Regions from separate parts of the Homo sapiens genome. Here all the other regions are linked to region 1. Evidence: read pairs that join two places in POLR2A ChIA-PET (ENCODE). Cell type or tissue: PC-9. All regions are shown on one strand. Links, peaks and the distances in the headings refer to the core of each region. The heading gives the core; the rest is flanking DNA.

What was found. ChIA-PET counts read pairs that join two places held together with the same protein. Peaks named below come from ENCODE experiments on the same cell type or tissue, not always from the same donor. Only the 100,000 strongest peaks of a DNase experiment are listed, where the experiment ranks them.
Region 2: POLR2A ChIA-PET joins it to region 1 with 7 read pairs; 2 of 35 experiments call an interaction of 5 or more read pairs at or near these places.
Region 3: POLR2A ChIA-PET joins it to region 1 with 5 read pairs; 2 of 35 experiments call an interaction of 5 or more read pairs at or near these places.

What each region holds. Positions count from the first base shown.
Region 1 is chr11:68,941,021-68,951,589 of GRCh38, forward strand. No RefSeq gene overlaps it. Among named protein-coding and RNA genes, the nearest start is that of MRGPRD, 35 kb to the right of the region's middle. RefSeq lists an enhancer at 5,616-6,479. In PC-9, for the core only: a CTCF peak has its summit at 9,422; DNase peaks (open chromatin) are centred at 5,631 and 9,451.
Region 2 is chr11:68,587,291-68,597,859 of GRCh38, forward strand. PPP6R3 (protein phosphatase 6 regulatory subunit 3) reads left to right here. Exons shown (of 24, transcript NM_001164161.2): 16 at 637-734; 17 at 3,370-3,424; 18 at 4,286-4,416; 19 at 8,807-8,928. Among named protein-coding and RNA genes, the nearest start is that of GAL, 92 kb to the right of the region's middle. In PC-9, for the core only: no CTCF peak of the experiment used is centred there; no DNase peak of the experiment used is centred there.
Region 3 is chr11:68,603,854-68,614,422 of GRCh38, forward strand. It overlaps PPP6R3 (protein phosphatase 6 regulatory subunit 3), which reads left to right. Exons shown (of 24, transcript NM_001164161.2): 23 at 6,051-6,170; 24 at 9,213-10,569. The coding sequence ends at 9,264. Among named protein-coding and RNA genes, the nearest start is that of GAL, 75 kb to the right of the region's middle. RefSeq lists enhancers at 5,640-6,141, 6,142-6,641. In PC-9, for the core only: a CTCF peak has its summit at 7,040 (motif pointing right); no DNase peak of the experiment used is centred there.

The DNA.
Region 1 (10,569 bases), core at 1,491-9,490:
ACTGAATTGTTTGGGAAGGGGACCAGGACTCTACTGCATTTTGTGTCAAGTGCGGCAGAGTTAATCTGGTTGCTTCCATAAGTGCTGAGCACCATGCACAGAAGGCTGCAGTTCTCATGCTCTTTGAGGACCCGTGGCTGTGGGAGGCATTTGTGTAATGATGCTCTTGGGGGATGAGGGCACCATTGGAAGCATCTCCCGGTTGACACAGCACACAGGGACAGGTGTTCTTCCTGCAGGGGCGGGGGCGGGGGTGCCTGCTTAAGCTCCCCAACTTCCCAGAATCCAAACAGCTGATAAGAGTCCTGCCCTGGGGTTGACACGGATGCTGAAAGATGTTGGCTCTTGGGTGGGAGACAGCCGACAGCCACACTCCCTGCCTCCTAGGTAGCCTGTCTGCAGGAGAGAAGGAGGCCAAAGAGAAACAGACCCAAAAATGGGGGTGGGAGAGTGACCTGATGACACTGTTTGAGCACCTGGATGTAGCCATGCCTGACCTCCACCCCATTCTTCCTGGTGTCCTGAGCTAGTAAATCCCCTTTTTTAGCTGAAGAAGTCTGCCTTGGGTTTTTGTCACTTGCTGCCAAAGAATCTTTGCTGACCCAGTCATGCCCACATCTGTTTATCTTATTGGGCATACCCCTCCCAGCATGGAGGCAGTATGGAATTAGTGTCGCCCCACTCATTAGAGAAGGCACGATTGGAATCCAAGCCCTGTACCTTTATCCAGGTGTTCTTCTGTGGGCCGTCCCACCAGGAGGAGCTTGAAGTAGAGGAAGGCAGCCAGCATCAGCGGCGGGCCGGGCGGGTGGGGGGTGGAAGCTTCTGGAATCGGAGGGACCTGAGTCTGAACGCCAGCCAGCACCACCGTCCACTGAGGTGTGGCCTCAGCAAGTCACCTCTCCTCTCTGAGCCTGTTTGTCATCTATGAAGCAGGACGGGAACAGTTGCTGCCGCGCCAGCTGTGCTAAGTGGAAGACATGAAGTGCAGCATCATGTCCTTGCGGGACCTGGCTCCGGGTTTGTCGTCTCCCTGGCTGTGCCCCCCAGCCTCCTGCATGGAGCCTTCTCCCCTTCAGCACTGACCACCGCGGCCCTTGGTGATGCATTGTTAAAATGCCAGAACCCAAGGTTGCAACATAAAAAGTTTCCATTTCTCATCCCAGAGAGGCCTTGTTAGGAAAATATTTGTAGCTGGTTGTTTGAAAAGTACCCTACAGTTTGGCCTGGATAGGGTAACCCAAGAAAAGGAAAAAAATTTCCCAAGCCAAACGTCTCCCTGGCCAGCTGGAGTGTGGTCTTGCTGACAGTAGCTGCAGGCTGTAGCCCACCCGGGCCGGAACCGGGTGGAAGAGAGTAGAGGACTCCCTTCTAAGGAGAACTGCCCACCTCCACCCGTGCGGCTCCCCTGAGGTAGCCCTGCCATGTGCTCCTTTCCGGGGGTGCCGGGCAGGGCAGTGGGCACAGGCAGGAGCCCCTGCCAGCTCTGGGCTTTGCTCCTGAGTTTACTTGGGATGTGCTGCGTGCCTTGGGGCCTCAGTTTCCTCCTCTGTAACATGGGGAAGTAACAAGACCTGTCTCAGGGTAGCTGTGAAGATGAAATGATCAAACACACAAGGCCTTGGGTACGGCGCCTGGCTTCTAATAAATGTATTGCCCTCCTCCTCGTCATCTTGCAAAGCAGCAGTGGAGAGGAACGAGACGGCACATGCCGCTATAGAAGGGTTTCAGCAAATGGCCTTTCCTACCAGAGACAGAGGCAAGAGTGCCCAGGTCCCAAGGGCCCACCGGTCAGCTGCTGGTGGAAGTCGCAGGTCCCCCAGTGTGGGTCTGCCTGGCTTCCTTGCACCCAACACAGCTCGCCCCCGCCCTGTGCCGAGCAGGCCAAGGGTGGGCCAAGGGCGGGCCTAGGGCAGGCCTGCTCTGTTTACCTTGGTTTGTTTGGAGCTGCCCAGAGGGATCCCAGAGTGGGCTGAAGGGCACCACGCTGCTTTGGGAGGTTTTAGGCCCACGTTATAGCCCTGGCACTTAAAAGGAATTGTGGTCACCACTGGGAGCATAGCAAAAGCTGCAGCCTTATTTGGTCTGGAAACTTCTTTGCTTGCAGGAAAAGCAGAATGGGGAAGCAGGCTCTCGTGTGGGTGGGCAGATTGGGGCCAGTTCTTCATTACCCAGGGATATGAATTACTTTGCTACCTCACTTGGCTCTGGTTTTGGCTTCTGGCCTTCTCCACTGAAGCTGCAGCTCACAATCTCCCCCAGCCCTCAGCTGCCAATGAGCTGTTCTGTTGTGCAGCTTTATTGAGGTGTAATTGTCATGCCATAGAATGCACTCGTTGTAAATATACGATTCAGATTCGATGATGTTAGTAAACATGGGGCTGGGCCACATACCCCTACCCGTCCCTACTGCTGGGTGCTGGTCTGCAGTTAATCTCTGCTCCTGCCCTCAGCCCCAGGCAGTCACCAGTCAGCTTTCTGTCCCTATAAATTTGCCTTTTCTGGAAACTTCATATAAATATAGACTGTCCCCAACTCCCCGTGGTTTTGACGTAACGATTTTTTGACTTTACAATGGTGCAAAGGCTTGTATGCATTCAGTAGAAACCACCATTCTGTGTTCATGTTCAGTACAGTATTCAGTAAATGACATGAGAAATTCAACACTTTATATTATCAAATAGGTTCTGTGTTAGATAAGTGTGCTCAGTAAGCGTTCTGAGCATGTGTAGGGTAGGCTAGGCTAAGCTACGATGCCCAGGAGGTCAGGTGTATTGAAAGCATTTTCAATCTGCAATGTTTTCAATTCCCCATGGATTTGTGGGGAACATATTCCCATCATAAGTCGAGGAACATCCGTATCCAGCCCCGTGCATCTGCGTTCTTTTACTTCACCTGATGTTTTTGAGGTTTGCCCATGTGGTGGTGTGTATCAGTGTTTCAGTTCTTTTTATTGTCAAACAATGTCCCATTGTATGGATACACCCATTTAGTGTATCCACTCATCTATCGGATATTCAGATTGCTTCCACTTTTTGGCTGTTTTGACCCATGAGGCTGCTATGAATATTCATCGTTCAAGTCCTTCTGTGAAAACATGCATTCTCATTTTTCTTGGGTAGATTCTTAGAAGTGGAATTGCTGGGTCATAAGTTAGTTTATTCATTTAAGAAACTACCAGGCTTTTCCAGAGAGGTTACACCATTTTACATTCCTGCCAGCTATGTATGCGGGTTCTAGTTTTTCTGTTCTTGCCAACATTTGGTATTGTCTGATTATTATTACTATTACCACCATGTTGGTGGGTATATACTATGATCTCATTGTAGTTTTAATTTGCATTTTCTTAAAGACTAAGGAAGCTGAGCACCCTTTTCCTGCGCTTACGGGACATGTAGATATCTCCTTTGGTAAATTTTTCTTTTTTTTTTCTTTTTTTTTTTTTGAGACAGGTCTTAGTTTGTAGCTCAGGCTGGAGTGCAGTGGCACAAACAGGGCTCACTACAATCTCGACCTCCTGGGCTCAAGGGATCTCCAGGCTCAAGGGATCCTCCAACCTCAGCATCCCCGAGTAACTGGGACTACAGACGCGTGCCACCACACCTGGCTATTTTTTTTTTTTGTAAAGATGGGGTTTCGCCATGTTGCCCAGGCTGATCTCAAACTCCTGGGCTCAAGTGATTTGCCCACCTTGGCCTCCCAAAGTGCTGGGATTACGGGCGTGAGCCACCACACCTGGCCTCTTTTATTATTATTATTTTCATAGAGACAGGGTCTTGCTTTTTTGCCTGGGTTGGTCTTGAACTCCTGGGCTTAAGCCATCCTCCTGCCTCAGCCTCCCAAAATACTGGGAATATAGCTTTTGCTAAGCTCCCAGCAGTGACCACAATTCCTTTTAAGTGCCAGGGCTATAATGTGGGCCTAAAACCTCCCAAAGCAGCGTGGTGCCCTTCAGCCCACTCTGGGATCCCTCTGGGCAGCTCTGGGATTATAGGTGTGAGTTACCGTGCCTGGCCCTTTGGTGAAATTTCTGTTCAAATCTTTTGCTCATTTTTAAGATAAATTGAAGTGTCCTATTATTGAGATATAAGATATCTTTAGGCCGGGCATGGTGGCTCATGCCTGTAATCCCAGCACTTTGGGAGGCCAAGGCAGGCGGATCACGAGGTCAAGAGATCAAGACCATCCTGGCCAACATGGTGAAAGGCCATCTCTACTAAATATACAAAAATTAGCGGGGGCATGGTGGTGTGCACCTGTAATCCCAGCTACTCAGGAGGCTGAGGCAGGAGAATCGCTTGAACCTGGGAGGCAGAGGTTGTAGTGAGCCCAGATCATGCCACTGCACTCCAGCCTGGGCGACAGAGGGAGACCCTGTCTCAAAAAAACAAAACAAAACAAAACAAAACTTTATATAGCCTGGATAGAAGTCTTTTATCAGATGTATGATATGCAAATATTATCTCCCAGTCTTTGGATTCTTTCAACATTTCCTTAATATTGTCTTTGGAAGTGCAAAAGTTTTAATTTTTTAAAGTCCAGTTTATCGATTTTTTTTCTTTTATGGCTGTGCTTTCTGTGTCATGTCTAACATCTCTTTACCTAAATTGAGATCACAGAGGTTTTTCCTATGTTTTCTTTTAGACATTGTACAGATTTAGTTCTTCTGTTCAGGTCTGTGATCCATCTTGAGTTCATTTTCATGTATGGTATTGGTATAAGGCAAGGGCCAAAGGTTGGTTGGTTTGGTTGGTTGGTTGTTGCATGCGGATCTCCAGTTGTCTCAGCAATTGTTGAAAGACTCCTGTTTCTTCACGGAATTTCCTTGGCATCGTGTTAAATATTGTTTGAGCATAAATGGAGGGGTTCATTTCTGGGTTCTCAATTCTGTGCCATTCATCTGTCCATCCTTACGCTAATACCACAGGCTCCTCCCGTCCCCATCATGAGGGCAGCCTTCTGGTCATGGAGACATTGCAAGTTTACACTTAGAGGCACGGCCCCCACAACCCGTCTCTGACTCAGCGAAAATGGAAAGAGTTTTGAAAACATATAGCCACACTCAAGATAAACACCCCCGTGTTCCAGACCACAGAGAGAAACAGGGCTGGCTGGGTGCGATGGTTCACATCTGTAATCCCAGCACTTTGGGAGGCCGAGACGGGCGGATCACCTGAGGTCAGGAATTTGAGACCAGCCTGGCCCAACATGGTGAAACCCCGTCTCTACTAAAAATACAAAATTAGCCGGGCATGGTGGCACATGCCTGTAATCCCAGCTACTCGGGAGGCTGAGGCAGGAGAATTGCTTGAACCTGGGAGGCGGAGGTTGCAGTGAGCCCAGATCGCGCCACTGCACTCCAACCTGGGCGACAGAGCGAGACTCTGTCTCAAAAAAAAAAAAAGAAAGAAAAAGAAACAGCTGGCCGAGGAGGGGACGCTGTGGACCTGCTAGGGTCCTCGTCTGGTCAGGAGCAGGGGCGGCCTGGAGCCTTTTTTCCTGTGGGCCAAAGGAACAAAAACGGCCAGTTACGAAGTGGGATCTGAGCCAGGCTCTCACTATGAAACTAGATGGTAAGGCAGGCTTTCTGATTCATCAGAGGAAAAAAAAAAAAAGCTGTTCCAGTTACTATGGCTGCATAACACATCTACCCAAAACAGCCATTTATCACATTCATGGGTTCTGTGGCTCAAGAATTTGGACAGAGCACAGTGAACATGGAGATTCGAGAGGCCGGTGCTTGTCTCAAGGTGGCACCGACCCTGAGGTGAAATTTGGCCCTGGGGCTGCGGTAGGGTCAGGCCGACCTTGTCCCCTGCTGAGACCCCATGTTTGCTTAGCTCCCCAGCACCCACCCTGAGAGTCGCCCAGTGAGTCGCATGCCCCCGGCTCAGGCTGCCTTCTGGGCACCGGACTTGAGCGTCAGTCCCCAGCCTCGCAGCCCTAGGTGCCAGTCATGTGCTGATTATCTCCAGCTTTGATCCCTCCCCACACTCCAAATACCACTCACATTTCTCCTGGGATGTTTAGTAGGCAGGTGAGTGCAGCGCCTCCAGAATCCAGTGCCTGGTCTGCCCCGGGGAGTGGACTGAGCGCTTCCCTCCCCACAGGTAAATCCATATGCTAATCCCCAAACCTGCGAATGTGACCTTATCTGGGAAAAGAGTCTTCGCAGATGTAATTAAGTAAAGGTTCTTGAGAGGAGATCATCCCGGGTTACCTGGATGGTCCCTAAATCCAATGACAGGTGTCCGTCTAAGAGACATGTGAGAAGAGAAGGAGGCTGCCTGCAAACACAGGCAGAGGCTGGCGTGGTGCAGCCACAGGCCAAGGAACGTGGAGCCCCCAGAAGCTGGAAGTGGCAGGACAGGGCCGCCCCTCGAGATTTTATCTTGAAGAGAGAGAATCAGTTTCTGGGTTTGTTGTTGTTGCTGTTTTTTGAGATGGAGTTTTGCTCTTGTTGCCCAGGCTGGAGTGCAGTGTCGCAATCTCAGCTCACTGCAACCTCCGCCTCCTGGGTTCAAGCGATTCTCCTGCCTCAGCCTCCCGAGTAGCTGGAATTACACCTGGAATGACAGGTGCCCGCCACCACACCCAGCTAATGTTTTTATACTTTTAGTAGAGACAGGTTTTTGCCATGTGGCCAGGCTAATTTCGAACTCCTGACCTCAAGTGATCCACCCGCCTCGGCCTCCCAAACTGCTAGGATTACAGGCGTGAGCCACCGCACCAGGCCGTCGCTGCTTTTGAGTCAGGGTCTCAGTGTGTGACCCAGGCTGGAGTGCACTGGTGCGATTATAGCTCACTGAAGCTTCAGCCTCCAGGGTTCAAGTGATCCACCTGCCTCAGCCTTCCAAAGGGCTGGGATTACAGGCGTGCGCCACTGCCTCTGGCCTTCTTACATCTTTTTTCCTGTTTTCTATCTCTCCATCTCTTCCTTTTTTAAACAATGAGATGTTCCTCAGCCTTATTTTCCAACCATTTTATTTTTGTTTAGGTTTTAAAAATTCACACCATTTTCCTTTCAGCATCGAAGAGCCCTTCCCTCATGTCCCTTTTTGCAGTGCTCTCCCTGTGGGGCTGCGTCTTCTCTTTTCTGTCTGTGGGTGTGGTTTTGTATTGTTTGCTGCTTTCTTTTTCCTGCAGTGTTTCGATTACAAATGGCTTCCGTCTGCCTTTCGCATCGTGGCTTTCTGCAGATTCTGGTAGTTGTCCCCTCCTATCAGCCAGGGACTGACTCTCCAAGACCGTGCGGAGGGCTCGCTGACTGTGGGCTTCACTGAGGCATCAGCTGCCCGGCCGTTGAGCCAGGGACCAGAAGTCTTTCCCCCTGGATGTGCCAGGTTGCAATCACAGTCTCTGTTCATACACCTGCTTACTCACCCTCCACTCAGTACGGGGTTCCCCCGCCCAGCTATGCCTTGGGACCCTCAGGCAGACTCATTCTGTTTTACCCACTGCAGAGCCTAGTCGGGTATTTGGTCTTTTCTCAGAGTAGAGGAGGAGGCTTCTCTGAGTAGCAGATGGGATTAGAAGATCTGATTGCTGCTGCTTTCATAAAAATTGTAAAATATCTATAACATGAAATTTAACATTTTAACCATTGTGTAAGCAAGTGTACAACTCAGCGGCATCCCTTACATTCCCAGCATTGTGCAACCATCACCACCATCTGTCTCCAGAACTTTCTCATCTTCCCACATGGAAACTCCATCCCCATCAAATACCAACCCCCCAGCCCCTGGAATCTCTGTTCATTTTCTGTCTCCATGACTGATTGCTTCTTTTAAAGACTTCCATCCACCCGCCTTATTTTAGCTCCTTCCCACCCCACTTCTTGGGCTCCCAAGGCCCCCAGTTCCTGAGCCTTTAGGTGATTCTGTGGCATCAATTTATTTAGTGGCCTTATGTAGATGTGTGTGTTCAATCCGCTAACTTTACATGGATGTTTCTCTAGATCAGGGGGTCCCAGGGGTACGGGTCCATGACCTGTTAGGAACTGGGCCTCACAGCAGGAGGTGAGTGGTGGGTGCACCCGTGAAGCTTCATCTGTATTTACAGCCACTCCTCACTGCTCGCGTCACCGCCCGAGCTCCGCCTCCCGTCAGATCAGCGGCGGCGTTAGATTCTCATAGGAGCGCGAACCCTATTGTGAACTGCGCATGCGAGGGATCCAGGCTGCGTGCTCCTTTATGAGACTCTGATGCCTGATGATCTGTCACTGTCTCCCATCACCCTAAGATGGGACTGTCTAGTTGCAGGGAAAGAAGCTCAGGGCTCCCACTGATTCTACATTATGGTGAATTGTAGAATTATTTTATTATATATTACAATGTCAATAATAGAAATAAAGTGTGCAATAAATGTCATGCGCTTGGGTCATCCTGAAATCATTCCCCCTGCCGCCCCACGGCCTGGCCCATGGAGAAATTATCTTCCACGAAACCGGTCTCTGGTGCCAAAAAGGCTGGAGACTGTTGCTCTATAATATTTAAGTTATCTTTTGCAGAGACTTTGTTTTTTGAGACAGGGTCTTGCTCTGTTGGCCAGGCTGGAGTGCAGTGGCACAATCACGGTTCATTGTAGCCTCGACCTCCTGGGCTCCAGAGATCCTCCCACCTCAGCTTCCTGAGTAGCTGGGACTACAGACACATGCCACCATGCCCAGATAATTTTTTAAAAAAATTTTTAGTAGAGATAGGGTCTTTGTTGCCCAGACTGGTCTGCTGGGCTAAGTGATTCTCTCACCTCAGCCTCCCAAAGTGTTGGGGTTACAGGCGTGAGTCACCACACCTGGCCCTTTGCAGATACTTTGTAAACAACCAGTAGAATCATTTTATAATCACATTATATTACATAATCATTTAATGTTAGTGCTTAATGACAAAAGTTGGATATAAAACTACAAAATCAGCATGCTCAACGTACGCCAAACACACATATATGCATAGAAAAGATGGAGCTGGGTGTGGTGGCGCACACCTGTAGTCCGAGCTACTCAGGAAGCCAAGGCAGGAGGATCGCTTGAGCCCAGGAGTCCCAGGCCAGCCTGGGTAAACATAGTGAGACCTTGGCTCTAAAATTAAAAAAAGAAAAAGAAAAGATACAAAGGCATATGGCCATTGTAAACACCTCTGATCTTTGGGATTTGGTGTGATTCTTGGTCTCTCGTTTATAGCTAAAAAAAAAAAAAGTTTCTCCAATGATGAATGTTGGTTCTATAATCAGAACAGGACAATTCCTGCTGGTTTTCCAGTTAGGCAGCTGATGGGGTCGCAGCTGCTCCCATTTTTCAGCAAGTGCCAAGGAAAGGCCAGATTTCCAGTGGGTCTGGGGTCCTCCACATTCTTTCTCCATCCCAGGCCTGTGTGGTCTCGGTGGCTGTGGGCTGGGGTGAGCCAGAGTTGGGCAGTGAGGAGAGGGAAATTGGCCCAGTTTGTGTCTTAGAAAAGTCCCTCTGGTGGCTGCCTTGAGGAGGTGTCTGAGGTGGAAAACCTGCCAGCAGCTATAGTCTGGAGAAGTCAGAGTCAGGTGGGGTACACAGGGGCGCATCTGCTGACTATGCATGGGCTCAGTCATCAGAACTTGCAGACTGGCCTCCTGCAGGGGTGAGGGGCTGGGAAGATCCCCACGCTTCCGGCTTGGGGGACGAGTGACTTTAATGGCTCACAAAGCACTGTCCAAATGTTCTTAATAATAAGAATTGTATTTCTTTCTTGTTTAATGCACATATGCTACCCAGAAGTCCCACACTCCTGGAAATGCATGTATATGCAGAATTCCGGGTTTTCTAGTGATGTCAGGCTGATTGGCATCTACCAGACAGTTCTACTGAGACCTGGGGCCCCTCGCCATGAGCAGAAGCAGGGAAGGCTGCAGCCCCCCTGGGGTAGGAGCTCTTTGTCCTCATTGTAGCAGCGGTGGATGCAGCTCTCAGCCTGGCCCTTTCAAAGTCAGCCGGATAGGGTCGGAGTTCCTCCTGTCACTTGGGTCAGCCGGACAGGGGCCGAGCTCCTCCTCTCACAGGCCCGCTCTGTCTCATGACAGGTGTCAGTACCCGCTTGTCTGCTGGGAGAACTGTGTGATTCTCTGACAGAGGTCATGACACCTTGGTACATTCTGCACCTTGGTTGCTGGGGGAGACATCTGACATCAGCCCGGCCAGGAGAACCCAGCTGTGGTTCCAGGTGTGGTGTGTGGCTCCAGGGAATGGCCTTTGGGGGTTTCAGCCAGTCACGGCAAGCCTATCCCCTTGACCTGTGCCTATTCTAGGTGGACCTGGGAGCCTGATTCCAGGGGGACCTGGGAACCTGGTTCTGTTTAATGAACAGCGGAGAGGAGGACAGAGGAGAGAGGCCCCCAGAGGCTGGGGGCCTCTGGGAAAGATCTGATTTACATTTTCTTTCTTTTTTGAGGCAGGGTCTCGCTCTGTTGCCCAGGCTGGAGTACAGTGGTGCAATCATGGCTCACTGCAGCTTCAACCTTCTGGGCTCAAGCGATCTTCCTACCTCATTCTCCCCTGTAGCTGAGACTACAGGCATGCGCCACCAATATCTAGCTAATTTTTGT
Region 2 (10,569 bases), core at 1,580-9,579, 350 kb before region 1:
CAGAGTGATTTTGGATAAATAGTCAAACGTTTACTCTCTTCATAAGGTAGGTAGGGTAGAAATTATTTTCGTTTTATATTCTTCCCAGCCTCTAAGACTTAATTTTTTTAAAAAAAGAAATGAAATGTCCCTGAACATTTTGTTTCTAGGATTATGCTTGTGTTCATCAGTCGGTTTTCCTCTGGTGTGATTTTGCTGTAGTAGATTGGGGGTGGAGGAGGTGGCAAGGAGGGAGGGGGTGGTCACCACTTGTTGGATCTTAGGATAAAGTTGGTTGTGTCCAGAGGTGACTGATACACCTTATAATTTCAGACTGTTCCATGTCATGTGATCACTTTAAACTAGGCTTAATCCAAACCTCTCTCTAAAGATAATTCACAATAGAGGACAGAGTGGTCACATAGTGTTTCTTACAGTGACATGTGCATTAGAATGATTTGTAGACCAAATTTCAAACGTTTCCTTTTTTGGCAAATTGTGTCTGAAATTATTTGATTTTTCTTTTAGAAAAACACACCAACTTTTATAGCCCTATGGCTATGTAAATAAGATGATTTCTGGAACACAAATGGGCAAATAGTATGTAGAATATCATTAGAATCATTATATCACTGTCACTGGTCCTGGGGTTGCCAGGCCTTTTCTGATTATCAGATGCAACAAATGACGTCCAATTTTATTGACCAGTTTGGCTTCAACGATGAGAAGTTTGCAGATCAAGATGACATTGGCAAGTGAGTATGTTTTTCTGTTTCCGCTGTTGCTCTTGCACACCCTTGCTCTTGGTAGATGTATGTGTGATTCTGCGGGATTCTTAGTCTTGAGCATTCGTGAGTGGGAGGAACCTGCTCTTTCCACGGTGTTCCTCTAGTTCCAGCAGATTGGCCCTGGGACTGGATAATTAGGACTTAAAATAACACTGCAGTGGCCGGGTGCGGTGGCTCATGCCTGTAATCCCAGCACTTTGGGGGGCTGAGGCAGGCGGATCACTTGAGGTCAGGAGTTCGAGACCAGCCTGGCCAACATGGTGAAACCCCGTCTCTACCAAAAATATAAAAAATTAGCCAGTTGTGGTGGCAGGCACCTGTAATCCCAGCTACTCAGGAGGCGGAGGTTGTAGTGAGCTGAGATGTGCTATTGTACTCCTGCCTCAGTGACAGAGCATGACGTGGTCCCTTTTTTTTGGAGACAGAGTCTCATTCTGTTGCCCCGGCTGGAGTGCAGTGGCGCTATCTTGGCTCACTGCAAGCTCCACCTCCTGGGTTCACGCCATTCTCCTGCCTCAGCCTCCTTAGTAGCTGGGACTACAGGTACCCGCCACCGCACCTGGCTAATTTGTTGTATTTTTAGTAGAGACGGGATTTCACCATGGTCTCAATCTCCTGACCTCGTGATCCGCCTGCCTCGGCTTCCCATAGTGCTGGGATTACAGGCGTGAGTCACTGCGCCTGGCCAAGACTCGGTCTTTAAAAAAAAAAAAAAAATCACTGCAAGGAAAGAAGCATTCACCTATAGGGTTTGACCTCTTTCACAGAAGCCTATTGTTATTAGATTACACTTTTAGGAATTCAAGTCACTGTTCTTAATTCTAGCTCTTAACGTTAAATAGTATTATCTATAAAGTCCTTAATCCTGGCCTGGCATAGTGGCTCACACCTATAATCCCAGCACTTTGGGAGGCCGAGCCGGGCGGATCACTTGAGGTTAGGGGTTCGAGACCAGCCCGGCCAACGTGGCAAAACCCTGTCTCTACTAAAAATACAAAAACAATAGCCAGGCTGGGTGGTGTGTGCCTGTAGTCCGAACTTCTGAGGAGGCTGAGGTGGGAGAATCACTTGAACTTGGGAGGCAGAGGTTGCAGTGAGCCAGGATTGCACCACTGCACTCCACCCTGGGCAACACAGGGAGACCCTGTCTCAATAATAACAATAACAATAATAATAATAATAAAATTATTAATCCCTGTGTTGTTGACTGGGGCATCACGTTCCAGCAGATGACCAGGTTGGCAGGAAAAGCTCTGCCCTACATGTATTCTCATCTCTAGGTGACTCATCAGAAGGTAGATTTGGGTTTTTTGCAAGAGCCAGACACACTAACCACTCATTTTGCAGTCAGGGTAAGAAGCAGAGAAATGAGAATTATTGATACTGTACAGAATTAACGAGTAGAAAATGTGTAGGTAGTTAATAGAAATGAAAACAGGTGGTCTAGCATCTGACATTGGGATAGAAGAGATTTATAAACAAAATATTTTGAGGTAGATATTATAGCTCATTGACACAGAGTTTAAGAAAAAAAATGAAGGCAGCTGGTATTTGAATATTGGATGATGATTCTCACAGGAGACACGGTTATGCCACAGACACCCAGTATCTGCTGTGGTCTTTGGAAGCAGTAAATTCTCAATAATTTGTTGAACCACAGCCAGTGGAGCCTGTTGTTTGTCACAGGTTGCAGTTTGCAGTATGTGAGAAGCTAAAATATTTTTACAGCACGCTCTTAATTGTGCTATAAACATGCCGTATGGGCACAGTGGAATGGAGGTGCCGCTGTAAACAGCAAGAGTTGAAGGCTGTTACGTGCCTTGAGAATTGGCTCATTTTAACTCAAAAAGAGCAAGAACACAAGATATTCTGTCCATACCCCAGGAGCATTCTACTCAGGCTAGGATCCACCACCTCACACCAGACCCTGCAGGTCCCTGTTTGGTGTCTCGACATTCACGTGCCTGGACTCTTGCTTCATCTTCCTAGTTAGGATCTGTAATCTCTTTACAGTCTGTATTGCATGCTTGGACTAGTGATTGAGTGGAACAAATATTTTAAGAATCATAAGATAGCCCCTCCTCTTCAAACTTATGTTTAATAAGCAATGAATTCTTTTACTCCCTCCTTGCTTTTCTAGATGATATCTTGTTAACAGCATAAGATTTCATGGGTGTCTATGTATTTTGTGTATGAGTTTGACTATCCCTGGAGAAAACTCAAGTGTCTGACAGCTTTTGTATACTTCATGTTTTGACTTGGTTCTTTGCAAATAACCTTTTTCTTGGTTATATTAGTATGGCCCATGGAACTATGGTTGTTACCATAGATGTTAAAAATCTTTTATAGGAAGGATTCAAGGGTGTCCCAAAGGCTTTATGTCTCAGAAGGCTTCTATTGCAGCCCTCCTATCCTACATAAATTCATTAATACCAAGGGAGCTGGCATCATTTAATATAAGAAGGTTGTTTCTGTTTGTTTTTTATTTATAGAGATTTTGATGATAGTGTAAATATCTTAAATTTGGAAACTTTCATAAATACGGTTTCTGTGAGCTGATAGTAATTAATGCTTCCTACACTTTTATTTTGTTTTTTTACAGTGTTTCTTTTGATCGAGTATCAGACATCAACTTTACTCTCAATACAAATGAAAGTGTAAGTATAAACTCTGTTGTGAGCAGTGTGGCACATGAGAGGTTAAAAATTGGGTGAGTCCCTGTGTGGATGCCACATGCTGGGACCCCTGTGCTCTAGAGCCCTAATCCTAAATTGGTGTTACATACTTCACTCTGTCCCACGGCCTACCTGGCACCCGTGGGCATGTGATTTTTGCAGCCCTGGTTTATGACTTGGTGGAGCTAATAAGACCAGGGTCACTTGTGATTGCAGCGTAGACACTTGACTTCAAAGAGAAGGCTGCAGTTTGACACCAACCCACTGCCTTTGACTCCTTTGTATTGCCAGGAGAGAAATGTGGACTGGGTCAGGGCAAGCCCCTCGTTACTAGGCATTTCTGTGGAAACACCGAGACAGTCGTGTCACCTGAATGGAGACAGTTTATTGATTTTATGTTGACTAGCATGAGAGACCACTGGCTTATTTGCTGATGGAGTAAGGTAGGAACTGCTGATTTGAGCCATTGAAGGTTATCACTGCTCAGCTGGACTAGTAAAAGCAAATAAGTACGGTTGCTTTTCCTTGCTAGGACAGACCTGGGACCGCATCTCCAGGACAGGGGAGGCTCCTGGGATTACAATGATGCTTTGATGAGATGAAAGAGGATATGGTCTATGCTTCTTTTTGCTAGTCTTTTTAGGGAAACCCAGTCTTTTTTTAGGGGAATTCTTGTTACGGACACAGAAACTAATGTTAGGTGTTTATATTTTATTTTGGTGTATGTGATAGGCACCATATTGTAAAGCAGTGAAAAAATGCAATTTACATTGGTAATGCTTAAGAGAAGATAACTTGACTTTAAATTTATTTTGTTGTTTTTTTCCTCTCATTTTTATTTAGGGAAATATTGCCTTGTTTGAAGCATGTTGTAAGGAAAGAATACAACAGTTTGATGATGGTGGCTCTGATGAGGAAGATATATGGGAGGAAAAGCACATCGCATTCACACCAGAATCCCAAAGACGATCCAGGTGAAAGATAGTTGGTTATAGTTGTAATTATAGCCAACCTGTAAAGAAAATGATTATCATGAGACATACATTGTGTCATCACCAAACATACATGTTAACCCAGAAACCAGTGTTTTTTTTTGTCATGGCCAGAAATGCCCTTGTTGGCGGGAGTTGGTGCTTCCAGTGTGACAGTGATCTGCTGGGAAATGCTGCAGGTGTTTAGACACAGTTCGTGAGGTGTTGGGGCCCAGCGTCTTCCAAAGGGGAAATGTTGCAGACAAGCGTAGTCACATAGTGCCTTTTACTAAATAAATGTTCCGTCATCAGTAATTACAACAGCAGTTATGTGTTGTTTCTTGTAAAAGATGGAAAACTTCCCAAAGGAAGGGGAAATTGTATTTAAAAGTTAATCTATTTGGGGAAGATAGGGCCATGTCAATTAATATATCTGGGTCAATCCAGTCCTTTTTTTTTTTAAATCATCCGTATCACAGGAACCTAAATAAATGATGCTTCTGTACACAGACAAATCTTGTTATATGAGCATTCATTGTCAGAATCTTCATATTTAAGAGAGAGGAATATTTGATCAGCAGCTTAAGAGAGGAATATTTGAACAACAGCTGAACTTTCATTTTTATTTCATTTATTGTTACTCATTTTATTCATTTACTTATAATAAGTAATGTTTTCACGTGGCCTAGAATTCAAAGGGAATCAAAGAGTATGCAATGAAAAGTAAAACTGTCTCATCCCTTCTTCCAGCCGTCCAGTCCTCTTGCCGGGGAGTCCCTCAGCATCACCTCTCGCTGCCAGTTATGTTGCCTCTTGTGGGAATGCTTGTTGCCACAGGTTATAGCAGACTCAGCGGTGGCTTGAGCAAGTAAAGCTGTGTTTGTCTCTACAGTCCAGAGTTGATAAGGGAGTTGAATAAGGCTGTTAGACCGGGCATCTTTTATTTATTCCTGCTCTCGTCTTCTGCATGTTGAGTTATCTCCTATGATCACAAGATAGCTGCTATAGCTCCAGAGCCAGACAGCAAAAGAAAAATACCTTCATGGCATTTTTGTTTGTTTGTTTGGATAAAGTCACACTCAGACTTGTTTGCCATCATTTACTGAGATTTTGTTTCTTATGTTGAATGGATTCACTAAATGATGCTTGCCCACAGCATGACTAATATGTATGAGGACAGTAATACAGTATATCTTCACAGAGCACCACGTGTGGAAGGCACAGAGAATTTAGTGTGTCAGGGAAGACTGTGTCCTGGGGGAGATGGCACCTGATACCCAGAGGGAACACTGATGACAGAAGGCAGCTTTTATTATTTAACAACTCTATTGAGGCATACTTGACGTAAACTGCATTTATTTCAGTTGTACAGTGTGGAAATTTCAACATGTATATACATCCGTGAAACCATTATCCCAATCAACATCATGAATTTAACCATCACCCCAAAAAGTCTTCTCATGATCTTTTGTAATACCTTCCTCTTTCCTGTCCCGTCCCCCACAACCGTCTGTTTTTTTGTTCTATTAGTTTGCATTTTCTAGAGTTTTATATAAATGAAATCAATACATTATACTTTTTTTGTCTAGCTTCTTTCACTCAGCATAATTAATGTGAGAGCTGTCCATGTTGTCTAATGTATTAGTAGTCCATTTCTATTTTTGTGGGGTTGGGCAGGGGCTGGGTAGTATTCCATTAAGAGGATACACTACAGTTTGTTTATTCATTTTCCTATTCATGGATGTTTTGGTTGTTTCTGGTTTGAGGCCTATAATGTCACTTGAAGATAGATTGTGATGTTAAAGGTGCATACTGTAAACCCTAAAATAGTCACTAAAATAACAAAACGAAAAGTTATTGTTAATAAGCCAACAAAGGAAATAAAATCAAATCATAAAATACAAAAGAAAGCAGAAAAAGAACAAAGGGCAGCCTGGACAAACAAAACTACTGAGCAGCAGAATGATAGAGTTAGTCCTAAATAACCATGTGAAACAAACGATGCAGACACCCTCATTTAAAAGACAGAGATTGGCTGGGCACAGTGGTTCACACCTAGAATCCCAGCACTTTGGTTGGCCAAGGCAGATGGGTTGCTTGAGCCCAGGAGTTTGAGACCAGCCTAGGCAACATGGCAAAACCCTGTCTCTACAAAAAATACAAAAATTAGCTGGGCATGGTGGCGTGTGCCTGCTGTGAGGCGAAGCAGGAGGATTGCTGGGAAGTCGAGGCTACAGGGAGCCAAGATAAAAAAACAAAAAACAAAGATGGTCAGTTTGGATAAAAAATGAGGCCTAATTAATGCTGCCTATGGGAAATGATTTAAATACAAAGAAACAAGTATATATGAAAACACAAAAAAGAACAAGATATGTTAACACTAAGAAAAAGCCAGAAGGTCTGTATTAATCTCAAAAGATTTCAAAGGAAAGGGATAAAGAAAGTGATATAATGATAAAGGGGTCAATTCATTAAGAGGACATAGCAACTTTAAATGTTTACACAACCTAATAACTGCATTCTAGCCTAAGCGATATAGACCCCCGTCTCTTAAAAAAGGGGGAGAGAGAGAGAGAGAGAGAGAGAGAGGAGAGAGGAGAGAGAGAGAGAGAGAGAAAAAGAGAGAGAGAGTGAGAGAGAGAGTGAGAGAGAGAGAGAGTGAGTTAAATATGACTGGGCATGGTGGCTCATGCCTACAATCCCAGCACTTTGGGAGGCCAAGGCAGGAGGCTCTCTTGAGCCCAGGAGTTCGAGACCAGCTCGAGGAACATAGGGAGACCCCATCTCTATTTTTTTAAAAAAAGAAAAAATTTAAATATGTAGGGACAAATCTCACAAAACATGTCCAAGACCTGTATGCTGAAAAGCCTAAAGCATAGCTGAGATAAAGACAACTTGGTAAATGTTTATAAGTAGGAAGACTCAGTATTATAATACTAAGCTGCCAGCTCTCCTCCCCAGGTTGAATCTATAGATTCAACACAAACAAAATCCTTCCAGCCTTTTTTGTAGCTATTAACAAGCTGCTTCTTAAATTCATATGGAAATGAAAAGGATCTAGAATAGCCAAAGCAACTCTTATAGAGAACAACAAAATTGGAGGACAAACACTACCTTATTTTAAAATTCAATAGTTAAAACAGTATGATATGGGCAAGAAGGTAGGGCATAGATCAGTGGAACAGAATAGAGAGCCCATAAATACAGGCCTACGCATATATGGACAACTGACTTTTGATAGAGGCGAAAGGCAATTCAGTGAAGAAAGGATAGTCTTTTCAACAAATGGTGCTGGAACCATCAGGCATCCATATTCAAAAAAGTGAACTGATTCGTACCTCTTACTATATAATACATTAACTCAAAATGGATCTTAGACCCAAATGTGAAACATTAAACTATAAAACTTCTACAAGAAAACTTAGAAAATCATTGTGACCTTGAGTTAGACAAAGATTTCTTAGATGTATCACCAAAAACACAATACATAAAAATAATTTTTTTTTTTTTTTTTTTTTTTTTTTTTTTGGAGACGGAGTTTTGTTCTTCTTGTCCAGGCTGGAGTGCAGTGGCGTGATCTCAGCTCACTGCAGCCTCTGCCTCCCAGGTTCAGGTGATTCTCCTGCCTCAGCCTCTGGAGTAGCTGGAATTACAGGTGCCCGCCACCACACCCAGCTAATTTTTGTATTTTTAGTAGAGATGGGGTTTTGCCATGTTGGCCAGGCTGGTCTCAAACTCCTGACCTCAGGTGGTCTGCCCGCCTCAGCCTCCCAAAGTGCTGGGATTACAGGCGTGAGCCACCATGCCCATCCATAAAAGAATGATTTTAGTAAGCCGAACATCATCAAAATTTAAAATTTTCACTCTTCAAATGACACTTTTAATAGAATGAAACGACAAACCATGCACTGGGAGAAAACATTTGCAAATGACACATTAGATAAAAGACTTGTGTATAGAGTTAAGAAATCTCTTTACTCAAGAAAAAGACAATTCAGTTTTTAAAAAGCACAAAAGTGTGAAAAGACAGTTAAGATATAAGATGGCAAATAAGCATTTAAAAAGATGCTCAACCTCCTTGGTCATTAGGAAAGTACAAATGAACACCACAGTGAAATGAACACCTCCACCCCTTCGAGAAGGTGGTTCTTAGATTGTGGCCTCCACTTTAAGCAGAGCCCATGTGTTCCTGTGGTGGAGGCTTAGTGTGAGGTTGGGCAGCACGCACGCAAAGCTGAGTCTTCCCGGGCATCCTGACCACGTGGTGCTCAGACAGATGTGATCCTGCTGAAGCACCACAGGACCTTTTGTTGCTGGATGACTGTTAGAATTTTCTGGATTTAGCTGGTGGCTGATAAGCAGTGTTAAATACTTGGGTCTTGTTTTTCCTTAGCTCGGGGAGTACAGACAGTGAGGAAAGTACAGACTCTGAAGAAGAAGATGGAGCAAAGCAAGACTTGTTTGAACCCAGCAGTGCCAACACGGAGGATAAAATGGAGGTGGACCTGAGTGAACGTAAGTGGATTCATTCTTCAGATCAGCTGCCCTGTGTTGGAATTAGGTATTGTGAACAATTGGCAAAGGAGCAGTTCACAGCATCTGAGATGATATCTGAAGGAAAGGTTGGGTTGAAGCGTGTTGTCAAGTGAATTCCTCTTGGAGGTTTAAGTTTCAGAGACAGCTTCAGGGAAGGAGCACAGAATGCATTTGTGGATAAGGTACCTCCCCTTCCTGGTAGGAAATGAACGTCAGCTGTGTGGGTCTGGCTGGAGGACAGAGCCCACTGCTAGGTCAGTCTTCTGGCTGTGTACCCTGTGTGCTCTTGCAGAAGGAAAAGGCCCTGTGTTGGTGGGAAGAGGAGGACATGGTTGTGTTGTGTGGCTTCGTGAGTGGAATCAGCCAGGGGACGCAGCCTTAGCTTAACAAGCATTTCAGTGCGTTCTTCGTAGTTGATTTCAGAAGCTCACAGCCTTGAAACTTGTCCAGCTGAGTGCTTGCTTGTGCCCTGCTCCTTGCTAGGAAGACTTGAGTTAGCTGGCCTTTTAAAAATACTTCAAAAACTTCTAAAGGTTTGGGAAACAAACGTTCATGTGAAGGAGCCATATGGGCTGATAGCGAGGCTTGCCCCAAGCCTGGCCAGTCTCTGATTGCCCTGCAAGGCCTTTTTTATGTTCATCCCAGAGGCTGAAGCCCAGCTAGGGTGGACCTTGTGGTGACTTCAGAGCTAGATGGGACCAGATCAGTCATCCAGCAAACTGCCACATGTTGCAGATAAGGAAACGGGATGGGAGAAGAAGAGAGATCTTCTTTCTGCTGCCTGTTTTCCAGCCCACCCTCAGGAGGAGGAAGTGGACTTTTCTGTCCGTAATTCAGTTTCAGTCAACATGCCTTTGTCAAGTTCCTACTGTATGCCAGGTGTTAGGCCTGTAACTGTGAACGGGCCACAGACTCTGCCTCCAGGGGCTTGGGGTCGGCTGGGGAAGCAGATGGGCAGTGCAGGGGAATGGGTACAGGGTGCTAGAAGAGGGGAGCCTTCCATTAGGCCTCTTTGTAGAGGCAGGTGGGTATGAGGCTGAAGGACCCGTAGGGATTTGCCCGTGCGAGAGAGAAAACAGCTAATCCAAATGCCCAGAACGTGCTGTTTTGCATGGCTCGGGGATGAGGTGGCGGGAGCGAAGGCCAGAGGCCAGATCAGGAGTTGTATTCTGAAGGTTGTAGGGAGCCCTTGAGGATTTGACTAAGAAGATCATTATTGGTTCTGTTTCAAGACATTCATGGCAACAGTGAAAAATGGACGAGAAAACGCATGGTAGAGACAGGAGAACCATGAAGACATTGAACTGTTACACATGAGAAATAATGAGAACTGCAAGATGGGCTCCAGGCAGCAGGGAGGTGTGAGGAGGAGACAGGGCAGATGCCCTGATCTGTTGGCTCTGGAATCTGTAGGGTTTGTTGTTGTTGTTGTTGGTTTTTTTAATGTACAGTTCAAGGTTGGGTGCAGTGGCTCAGGCCTGTAATCCCAGCACTTTCTGGAGGCCGAGTCAGGCGGATCACTTGAGGCCAGGAGTTCGAGACCACCCTGGCCAACAGGGTGAAACCCTGTCTCTACTGAAAAAAAAAAAAAAAAGCTGGGCATGGTGGCATACACCCATA
Region 3 (10,569 bases), core at 1,236-9,235, 340 kb before region 1:
ATTTTCAGTAACATACAGATGATTATCTCAGGACATAATGCAGTCATGAAAATTCAGTAGCAAAATGATAGCTTTAAAAGAACGTGACCCTTAGAAATTCACTTCTAAACTCAAAAAAGGAATTGTAATGGATATTAAAAACCTAAAACTGAGAGAATAATGGGAAAAATGTCTGTCAAAACTTAAGGACTGAAGCTAAGCCTGTGCTTAGAGCTTTAGTCTTAGAGACCATTCCAGCCATTACAAGAAGGAATGCCTCCCTGCTTATTGCGAGGTCACTACAAAACAAGGAGTGAAAGAAGAAAACTGACTGTAGACTGATTTCATACATGAGCAATTATTCTCAAAACTTAAGTTAAAAGCTAGCAAACCAAATGTAGCAATGTATTTTAAAGTCATGACCAAGGATATGTGCTCCAGTGACACAATGTAAACACCAGTGTGTACATGGTAAAAATTATTCAGAGTAATTCCCAGACAAAAGGAGAAAAGCATTTGATTACAAATTAAAGCTGTTCATGATTTTCTTTGCAGCCTAGGAATAGAAAGTAAATAGGTGAAACTGGTAAGTATCTCTAGAAAATCTAGAGTAGACTTGATTCTTCAGTGAGGCATTAGAAGTATTCCCTTTAAAGACAAGAACCAGAAAGTGGGACCTACAGTTGCTATTTGTCTTCAGCACTGTGCTGGTGGCCTTAGCAAATGCAGCATTCCAAATAAATAAATAGTCGCTGTTGATAGGCTATGATTTATACATAAAAATTCCAATGGAATCTGTAGATAAGGATTAATAGAAAAGTTTAGCAGGTTTACTGGAGACATACAAAATCACTTGCATCCTATAAATCAATATAAGATATTCCAAATGTGCCTGTTTTTAATAAAAATGTAAAACCTTATCTATAACTAGGAATATGACCTTTATGGGAAAACAGTTTAAAATCTCATGGAATATATTGAAGACCTGAATATAAATACCAAGATTTGCCATGTTTATCAATGTGAAGATATTTTTAGCATTTCTGAACAAGTTAGTCTATGAAATTAATGAAATTTCCATCAAAATCCCAATAGAGATTTTCATGGAAATTGAGAAACTGATTGTAATAGTCATAAGACCAAAGAGAGCCAGGAATAGCCAAAAACATTTTAAAGAAAAAAGTGAGGGGCTTCACCATATTAGATATCAAGACTTAGTAAAGCTGGCCGAGTGTGGTGGCTTGCACCTGTAATCCCAGCACTTTGGGAGGATTAGGCAGACAGATTGCTTGAGCCCAGGAGTTTGAGACCAGCCTAGGCAACGTGGCAAAATCCTGTCTCTGCAAAAAATACAAAAATTAGCTGAGTGTGGTGGTGTGTGCCTGTGGTCCCAGCTACTTGGGGGTGCTGAAGTCGAGGCTGCAGTGAGCTGTGTCCCCCACTGCACTCCAGCCTGGGGGACAAAATGAGACCCTGTCTCAAACAAAAGCGAAAACAAAACTTAGTAAAGCTACTGAGATGGTGTGGCTTTGGCAAAGAATTATACAAAGAGACCCCCTCCACTACATGAACTTGTTACATGTTAGAATGCCATTATAATTCAATGAGGAAAGAGTGGACTAGTAAATAGTGATTATCCACATAGTAGAAAAATAAAATTAGATATTTTGTCTCAACATAAATATGAAAAGCATGAACTGTACAGCTTTTAGAAGACAACAAAAGAGAGTATCTTTACAGTTTGGGTGTAAGGCATTTTTTTAACCATAAAAAGCCAAACCATAAAGGAAAATCTTGGTAAGTTTGACTTTAATTTCTAATATCCCAGAAGACATAAAATGAAAAGACAAGCCACAACCAGTAAAGAACCAGTAGCCAGGATATTAGAAATAACCTTATATCAATGAGAGATAGTCTAATTTTTTTAAATGGACAAAGGATGCAAACAAGCAACTGTCTGTGGAGGAAAACAAGGAGCAAACCAAATCCAGAGTAAATGGGACCTGTCAGTTACAGTAGTAAGTAAATGCTATTTCGTGCTCACCAGTCTACTAATTCCTATCTTAAGTTGTTAGAGAAGATAGAAAAAGTACAAAACCTGCCCAGCTCTTTTTATGAGGGCAGTGAAATTTGAATTCCAAAACCAGATAAAGATAATTACAGAAAATGATCAGTTCATGCCACTTACAGGCTACTGAATGCAAAAATCCTGTGTAAGGTATTTGCTGACTGGATCCAACAGTGTATTAAAAATAATTTATAATGATTAGTTAGGGTTTATCCTGGAAGGCAAGGATGGCTCAAAGTCAGAGAAATCTGTCAGTTTAATCTCCATATATGGTGTTAGACAGAAAGTCAGTCATTTGATTTTTTTTATAAGGTTCCATAGCTATATATGATTAAAACTCTGAGAAAACCAGTAACAGAAGTGAATTTATTTTTCTTCTTTCCTCCTCTTCCTCCTCCCTCCTTCCTCCTTCTTTCTTCTTCTTTCTTCTTTCTTCTTCAAGATGAGTGCAGTGATGTGGATCTCGGCTCACTGCAATCTCTGTCTCCTGGGCTTAAGCCATCCTCCCACCTCAACCTCCCAAGTAACTGGGACTAGGACTACAGGCACACGCCACCATGCTCAGCAAATTTATGTAGTTTTTTTTTTTTTTTTTTGTAGTGATGGGGTTTCACCATGTTGCCCAGGCTGGTCTCAAACTCCTGAGCTCAAGCAATCCACCTGCCTCCACCTCCCAAAGTGCTGGGATTACAGATGTGAGCCACCGCGCCTGGCAATGAATTTCATTAACTTGGTATAAGTTAAATACCAATACCAAAATGCTACAGCAAAACTAACACCTAATGAGGAAAGTTTAGATGCATTCACTTTAAGATGAAGCCTTAAAGGATGTCCATTTTCATTGCCAGTGTTAGGCAGTCCTGGAAGGAAAAGGAAATAGAGTTATAGGTAAAGATCAGGAGGAAGTGATAAAACTGTTGTTCTTTGCAGGTGGTAATGATTACCTACAACCAAGTCAGTAGCAAACTTGTAACTAATAAGAATTCAGTAAAGCTATTGAGTAAGAAATCAGTTTAAAAAATCAGTAGTCTTTTTCTTCATCAGTAGTAAGCAACCAGAACATAAAAAGCAAGGTATTATTCCAAAATACATCAAAATATAAATTATTCAGGAATGATCTTAACCCAAGTCTCTATAGAGAAATCTGGACAAGTGGAGACCATGGCATAGCTTAGTGCTGCAGAGACATCTGCCATCCTGAAGTTAGTGTTTAACGCAGTCTCAATCCAAATTTCAGTTGGATTTTTAGAAGTAACTTAATACTCTAAAATTTATATGGAAAAATGAAGGTTCCCAAATTGCTTAGAGGTAACCAAAAGGGAAGATTGAAAAAGGGACTTGCCCTGCCAGATAGTCACGCTGCAAAGTCACAGTGATTGGAACAGTTTTGATATTAGTGTCCAAACAGGTACAGGTGTCAGTGTGATGAAATAGAGGGATTAATAATGGGGAAGGGAGAGGAAGGGCTGGTTCACCAAAAGGAAAAGTCAGGCAAGATCCTCCCTAATCTACATTCTAAAACAACTCCAGCTGGATTAAAAGACAATAAGAAAAACATGTGCAGTGCTTTCTGTGGACCAGGCCCTGCTCTCTACACTCTCCATGTGTGGTAGCTCATGGATTATTCTTAGGAACCCTATAAGATAGGTACTGGGATTATTATCCCTGCTTTTCAGGTGAGGAAACTGAGGCACTAGAGTTAAGTGATGAGGCCGGAGGCCAGAGTCTCATGATGGTTAATAAAAGAAATACAGAATGTCTTTTTAACCTGTGTGCAGAAAGGGACTTCTGTATCTATCTCATCTGTCTGTCATCTATCTATCTATCTGTCTGTCTGCCTATCTAATCTATCATCTGTCAGTCTATATCTAATCTAGATTTTTTTTTTTTTAACACGAGGTCTCGCTCTGTTGCCCAGGCTGGAATGCAGTGGCACAATCATAGCTCACTGTAACTTCCAACTCCTGAGCTCCAGCAGTCCTCCCACCTCAGTATCCCAAGTAGCTGGAACTACAGTTGTGTGCCACCACTCCTGGCTTAATTTTTTTGTTTGTTTACTTTTTTATTTTTGTGGCCCAGGCTGATCTCAAACTCCTGGCTTCAAGTGAGCCTCCTTCCTCGGCAGGACTTCTTTAAAAAAAAAAAAAAAAGCCTTCAAAAACAGAAACTATAATGCAAAGAGTTGAGTTAGATTATATTAAAGTTAAGAATTTCTGGTTGATAAAATGCTGCAGACAAAATTAAGAGGCTGATGGCAAACTGAAAAAAACATCTGTAGTAGCTAAATCAACAAGAGACTGACATTATATATTCAAGGACTTCCTATAAACTAGTAAGAAGAAGAAAACCCAAATTAGAAAATTGGCAAAAGATAAGTTTATAGACAAGCCTTAAAAGCTAAAACAAACAAACAAACAAAAATGCTCAAAACTCATCAGAGAATTATAAACGATAACAATATAGGACTTGATACTCTTCTTACACGAGCAGCAGTTAAAGGTGGATGATGTTGAGTGGCGGTGGGCTGCAGCCTGCGGGGCCCTGGTGGCCTGCTGGTGAGGAATACAGACCAGGGCAGTCATTCTGGGTAGTAGCGTGGGCTTCTTTGTAGGTAGAAAAATGGCCTACAACTCTTCACTCCTGGGTGTCAAGTACTGAGAAACGCCCAGACAGGTCTGCCAGGGGCCGTGGACAGTGATGGTCGTCACAGCACCCTGCATGGAAGTGTGAGGTGGAGGGCAGCTTTGGTTGGGAGAAGCCATGTAGAGTGGTAGGTGCACGCCACGGGTGCTGTGCCACAGTCAGTGGGGACAGTGGGTCTCCCCGACTTGCTGAGTTAAGAGGTAAATACAATGAGATGTAGAGTTGAATCCATCCCAGTTAGCGACTCAGAATACACATTGTGTTATGACTATTTTTTAAAGAATTAGAATTAGAAACACATTAGTTGCTTTGAAGGGAAAGGAGTGGAGAATGGGGATGAAGAAGAGTAACTTTACAAAGAAGGAACCAGGTAATTCAGATGATCACTAAATCATATGATTTTAACTCATTTTCCTACTTATAAATTGCTTGGAACTATCTGGAAACGACCCAAGAATGCATCCTAATATGAGATTTTTCATAAGCAAAATCCAGGACAGAATCAGCTCTGAGTGATGGACCTTTCACTCTTATTAGTGCCATTGTGATTATGTAAAAAGGGGAATCCCAGACTGAATAGGCAGAGTCTAAATTTCTAGCCCACAGAGCTGAGGAGAGTGTCTCTTGTGTCTTTCTCCACCAAGAACCATCTAAGGGGGAAAAACAGTCCTTCTGGGTCTCATTTTACCCAAATCCTCTGTGTCCTTAGGATCAGCTCTTGGCCCCCTCTTCTCCCTCTGGCGTTTGTGCTTCTCACACATTGTTCGAGGGCAACTCGAGGAGCCGTGAAATCCGATGCAGTCAACACGGTGACCTCATGTGACTGAGGCTTCCAGCCAGCAAGCTGATGGGGTCTGTCTTGCTGCTTTAATGGTGGGCTTGGCCCCAAAAGCAAAGTGCTTTAACTAAAGACTCATTCCTTCAAACAGGTTCTTTGACACCTTCACCGAGTCTGCAGTTTTGCTTACGTGCAGTCGTGGACATATTATTCCCCCAAATTCCTCATTTCTAGGAGTATTCTGAAACTCTTGTACATTTCTTTTTCTGTTTTGCACACTGGGCTTCAGAGTGTTGAAATCCTATCGGTATGTACAGTGTTATGGGACCGTTCTTTATCAGACGCCAGCCACATTACATTGTCCCTGTTTTGGTTCCCACCTGTGTGCGACCCTTTCCTTTTGTGATTCCCCAGTCACTGTCTGTGGTTGTGTGATCGTGCACCCTGCGCATGCTCAGTCCCAGGATGCTTTGCCTCCGCGGCAGTCATGACTCCAGAGCCATCTGCATGTGACCTCATCCTCTGGTGCCTAGGTGCTGGTCCCTAGGGTGTTTGATGTGCCTGTCATCCTCTTTACTGCAGTGAGGAAGGGAAACTGTCTACCTCTCAAGATGCTGCTTGTAAAGACGCAGAGGAGTGTCCCGAGACTGCAGAGGCGAAGTGCGCGGCGCCCAGGCCTCCCAGCAGCAGTCCCGAGCAGAGGTAACCACCCGCCTCCTCAAACCCACCCAGGCCCTGCCCTGACCTTGCCTGTTGCTTCCTGGGAGTTGGGAGGGGACTATAGGGATCGTTTACAGCTGTGCTCAAGTCTTAGGCCGCTGACCTGGCAGGACAGGGTTTTCTCAGTCCTTAATGAGCTGAGTCCGACTGAGCTGAGAACTTAGAAACAGCAGTTCCTCTCCTTAGCGCAGAAACTGAAAACCAGTTTTTAGAGACTCTTTAACATCACTCGCTCTTTTAGAAGTGGCTCCGAACAGAGGGGTCTCCTCACCCTTGTTGTTGAGGTACTGAGCTGAGGGTGGCATTGAGCCCCTCCAGGACTTGAGTTCTCATTGGCCCCACTAAAGTCATCCAGCCGCCAGGCACGAGCAGATCGTGGTGCCTATTTGCCCACATTCCTGCCCTGTGTGACACAAGGAGAACTTGCTGGAGCCCTTTCATACATGTAGCTAAATAATTCTTAGTGCTTAAGTGACTCCCTGTAATCTTAAGTATGAAATGCCCACTCCCAGAGCTGTGTGACTTAGAATGTGATGTTTTGTTTCTAGTCACTTTTTGCTTAGCCTGAGCCAGTGGTCTGAAGGGATGGGCCAGTCTAAGTCTCAGCCACCCGGAGCCCATGCCAGGCCCTTAGCAAGACTGAGCATGGCCCAAAGATGAGGCTGCACCCCTGGGCCACAGGAAGCTTTGTTCAGCACTTCCCACAATCAACTTCTGTGAACAAATGTAGCTAAGATTGTATATTCCTTCCATAAGGAATAAAATGACCTTTAAAGCTATTTCAGAGAAGTTTTAACCCCCCACCCCCACCCCATCCTCCCCCAAATCTTGCCAGCATTGTATGAGAGCATAACCAGTGGGAACCAGCAGGGAGCACTCTTTGTTGGTCCAAAATCCTGTATTCACAGTGTAGCAAGCTGTTTGTGTTCCTCCTGTGGAAATTGTAGCCAAAATAAAGCCTTTGTTTTTGTGATTAGAAATATTTTTTTTGCATATAAAACAAACAAATTAAGAACTATTTGAGCATGTTGGCTCTAGTGAAGGCTTTTGGGGGAAGAGGCAGGGTGGCCCTCTAGCACTGGGAAGCTGCCTCAACTCTGCTTCTACGGATTGGGCAAGTCACTCTCTTTCTTGGGGTTTCAATGTATTTTTTAATGGTCCTTTATAGGTCTCATTCCCAATCAATTATTTCAGCTCTCTGATTTCTACCTATAAATTTCCTTTATATTGAGGGCTGCCTAGGCAGGATCGTCCAGGTCTATCCCAGTTTGGGGCAGTTGCTTCAGGGGAATATTCTTGGTTTCTCTGTCATAAGGATGCACAAGGCTCTGGAGTCATTTCCTTGGCTTTCTGAGCACAGAAGAATTGTTTGCATAAGGGGAAGCCACTTGCTCTCCTCTGTGGCTGGGAATGCCTGCTCTGAAGAGCCCTGCCCTAACCTGCCGGGCCAAGGGATGGAGGAAAAGATGGGGTCAGCCAGTGGAAGAAGAGGGGCATCACTTGGGTCCATGCCTTTATCCATCTGTCCTTCTTTCCTCTGACACACGTTTGTGTGTGGTGGCCACTGGTCTAGGCCGGGTCATAAAGCTGCAGCACACGGACACCCAGTGGTCTCGGGGCATACTAGAGGCACATTCATCAAGAAGCCACGAAGAAGGGACAGGGGTCCATGTGAGCTGGGGTGCGGGGGAGAGGATCTCTGAGGTGACGTTGGAGTGGGCATTAGGGCAGACCTAGAGTGCGTCCTAGATTGCACGTGTTCTAAAGTGACGTATGACAGCATGGGATATTGAAGCTCACCCGTCTTTCCTGTGTGGTTCCCGTCCCAGCCAGATACCACAGTTCCTTGGATTGGCAGGCGCGCTGTTTCCTGTCACACTTAAAGATCTGCATTGCCACATGATCTCACTTTTCACAGCTGTTTTATCAAGCATGTCCTTTGTGCTTCTGATGTGCTGAGCATGCTGCACACATTATGTACTTATTTCATATGTATACTAGTGAAGCCCTGTGGGGCGTGGGGAGGGTTCTTTTCCCATTTTACAGAGGAGAAAACAGAACTGAGAGGGGCTAAGAAATCTACTTATAAGATCACTCAGCTTGTTTAAGTGAAGGCAAGTTAGTTATATACCAGTTATGTCTAGTTCCAGAAGTCTCGATTCCTATGTCTCTCATACACGGAGCCACCATCAGATGTAAGTAAGTGAGCAGAGTGGATTGTGTGTGCAGAGCTGACTTTTTGGCTCACTGTATAACCAGCAGGTATAAGGCATGAGTAGCATTCTAGCTGTAAATTGTGAATGCTAGTGGAAAAGTGCTTGTGGGCATCCCAGTTACGGCCCTAAGCACCCTTTCCCAAGTCTGCTTGATACAATTTTGGTCAAGCCTTCCCGAATAGGTTATATATTCAGGTTGTAATTTTGGCAGGAAGGCAAAACCTGGACACTTTGTTATATACTGTCCCACCTGTTATTCCCTCCCAGTTTTGAGCCTAACATTTGCTTTGTGGGACATGTTCTTCAAGTGGACACCTTTTTTTTTTTTTCCAGTAGTTTATTTGCAAACCTCCTTTCCTTTCCTTTTTTCCCCCCTTTCCTAGTAGCAGAATCCTGTTTCCAAGTGAAATAGTATGTGGATTCCAATCTGTGGGTCACATAAAAGCTTTCTTGAAGGAGCGGTGAACACATAGCTCCTGAAGGCTCTGGAAGCCACAGTTTATACCCCACTGACCTAGTCACTCCCTGTGCTTCTTGGAGGCCGCGGTGGGGCGGTTCTCCCAGAGCATTTGCTCTGCTGCTGCCCTTGCTGAATGCCTGCTCACCCGGTGATGAAGCTTAGATGCACTCACTCAGATTTTTCTAGAGCTTTTGCTCCATTCATTTACATATCATTTTATTAAAAACTTACTAAGTTCAAAACAATGTTAAAATAAGTTGTCCCTGCCCTTGGGGAGCTCAGCTAAGTAGGTTTTGTTTTTCATATTTCTGCTGCAAGTGCCTCCGATGCCTGTCTGTTGCTCCTTAGGACTGGCCAACCAAGCGCACCAGGTGACACTTCAGTGAATGGCCCTGTATGACGGGTGACGTCTGCTGCTGCTGACTGAGGACTGCAGACCGCCACCACTCAGGGGCTCTGGAGGGGTCAGCTGGAGCCCACCAAGCTGTCACTGCTGCACTCACTCTGCAAGGGATCAGGACCAGCAACCTTTATATTCTAGATTCTAAGACATTGTACAGAGAAATTCAGAAGTGTAAAAATATTGCACATTGACAAATACCAAGAATTTTTGCGTATGTTTATATTGTATTGTTCTAAATAATGGGTAGCCTGTGAAATAAGATCTTGCCACCCATGTAATAATAGTAGTAATACTATAGTTAAAATGGCTGTAAGAATAGTTTTATAAAAGTGAATACACAGATCTATTGTATTTGAAACATAACTTTGACAATTATTAGTGTGACCAAAGTATTAGGCGGTTTTCATACATTTTTCACCTTGTACAAAATTATGAATTCATTTTTCCTCCAGGCCGACAAGGAGTTGTAGAATGAAAATGCCCTCTAAGTGTTATTTTGGTTGTTCTAACTTACAAAAGTGATTTTGAATAAGAAATATTTGGTGTTCTTTTTATAACCAGTTTTTGATTGGTAATTGTTTTCTGTATTGTTTAAAACGGATCAAAAATGTAAGTCTATTGGTAGAGATTAAGTAAAGTATTTATTGCTACATCATAGTTGATAAATTGATGTTATCGTAAAGCCATATGTTCTGTTCAAGTCTTGTTTGCTTGAAATGATTATTCCTACAAGTGAAACACTAGACTATTTGGAGTGTATATGGCTTGTGTTTTGGGATTTTTTTTTTTTTTTTTTGGCTTTTGTTTTTGTTTGTTTTTTTGTTTCATTTGGTAGTTCATCTGCCTTTTAACCCATTCACCAAAATTTACCTTGTTAACAAGCATCACCAATGAACATTTCAGAGCAATCTGCATATTTAACAGACCTAAAATAAATCCTATTAGGCAAGTCAGTTGAAAATGCTCGTGCTGCTAATGGAATTAGAGTGCGTTCATTTTACAGGCTAGTATTTTAAAAGTAGAAATCAAAATCTGGCACCGAAGCATGCTAATTGTTTACTGTACCTTGTGAGGTTTTCACTCATAAATTTAAACCAGTGTATTTTTTTAGAACTGGTTTGTGTATATATATAGTGATTATGGATACTAATTCAATGTAATTTATAATTTTCTATGTCAATACAAAAATACATCACAGCCTTCTCAAACAGCTCAAGCAATATATTGTATATTGCCATATCGTCTGGTGAAAGGGTTAAATTACTTCACCTCTTGCACTTTTAGATGCAAATCAGTTTTTCA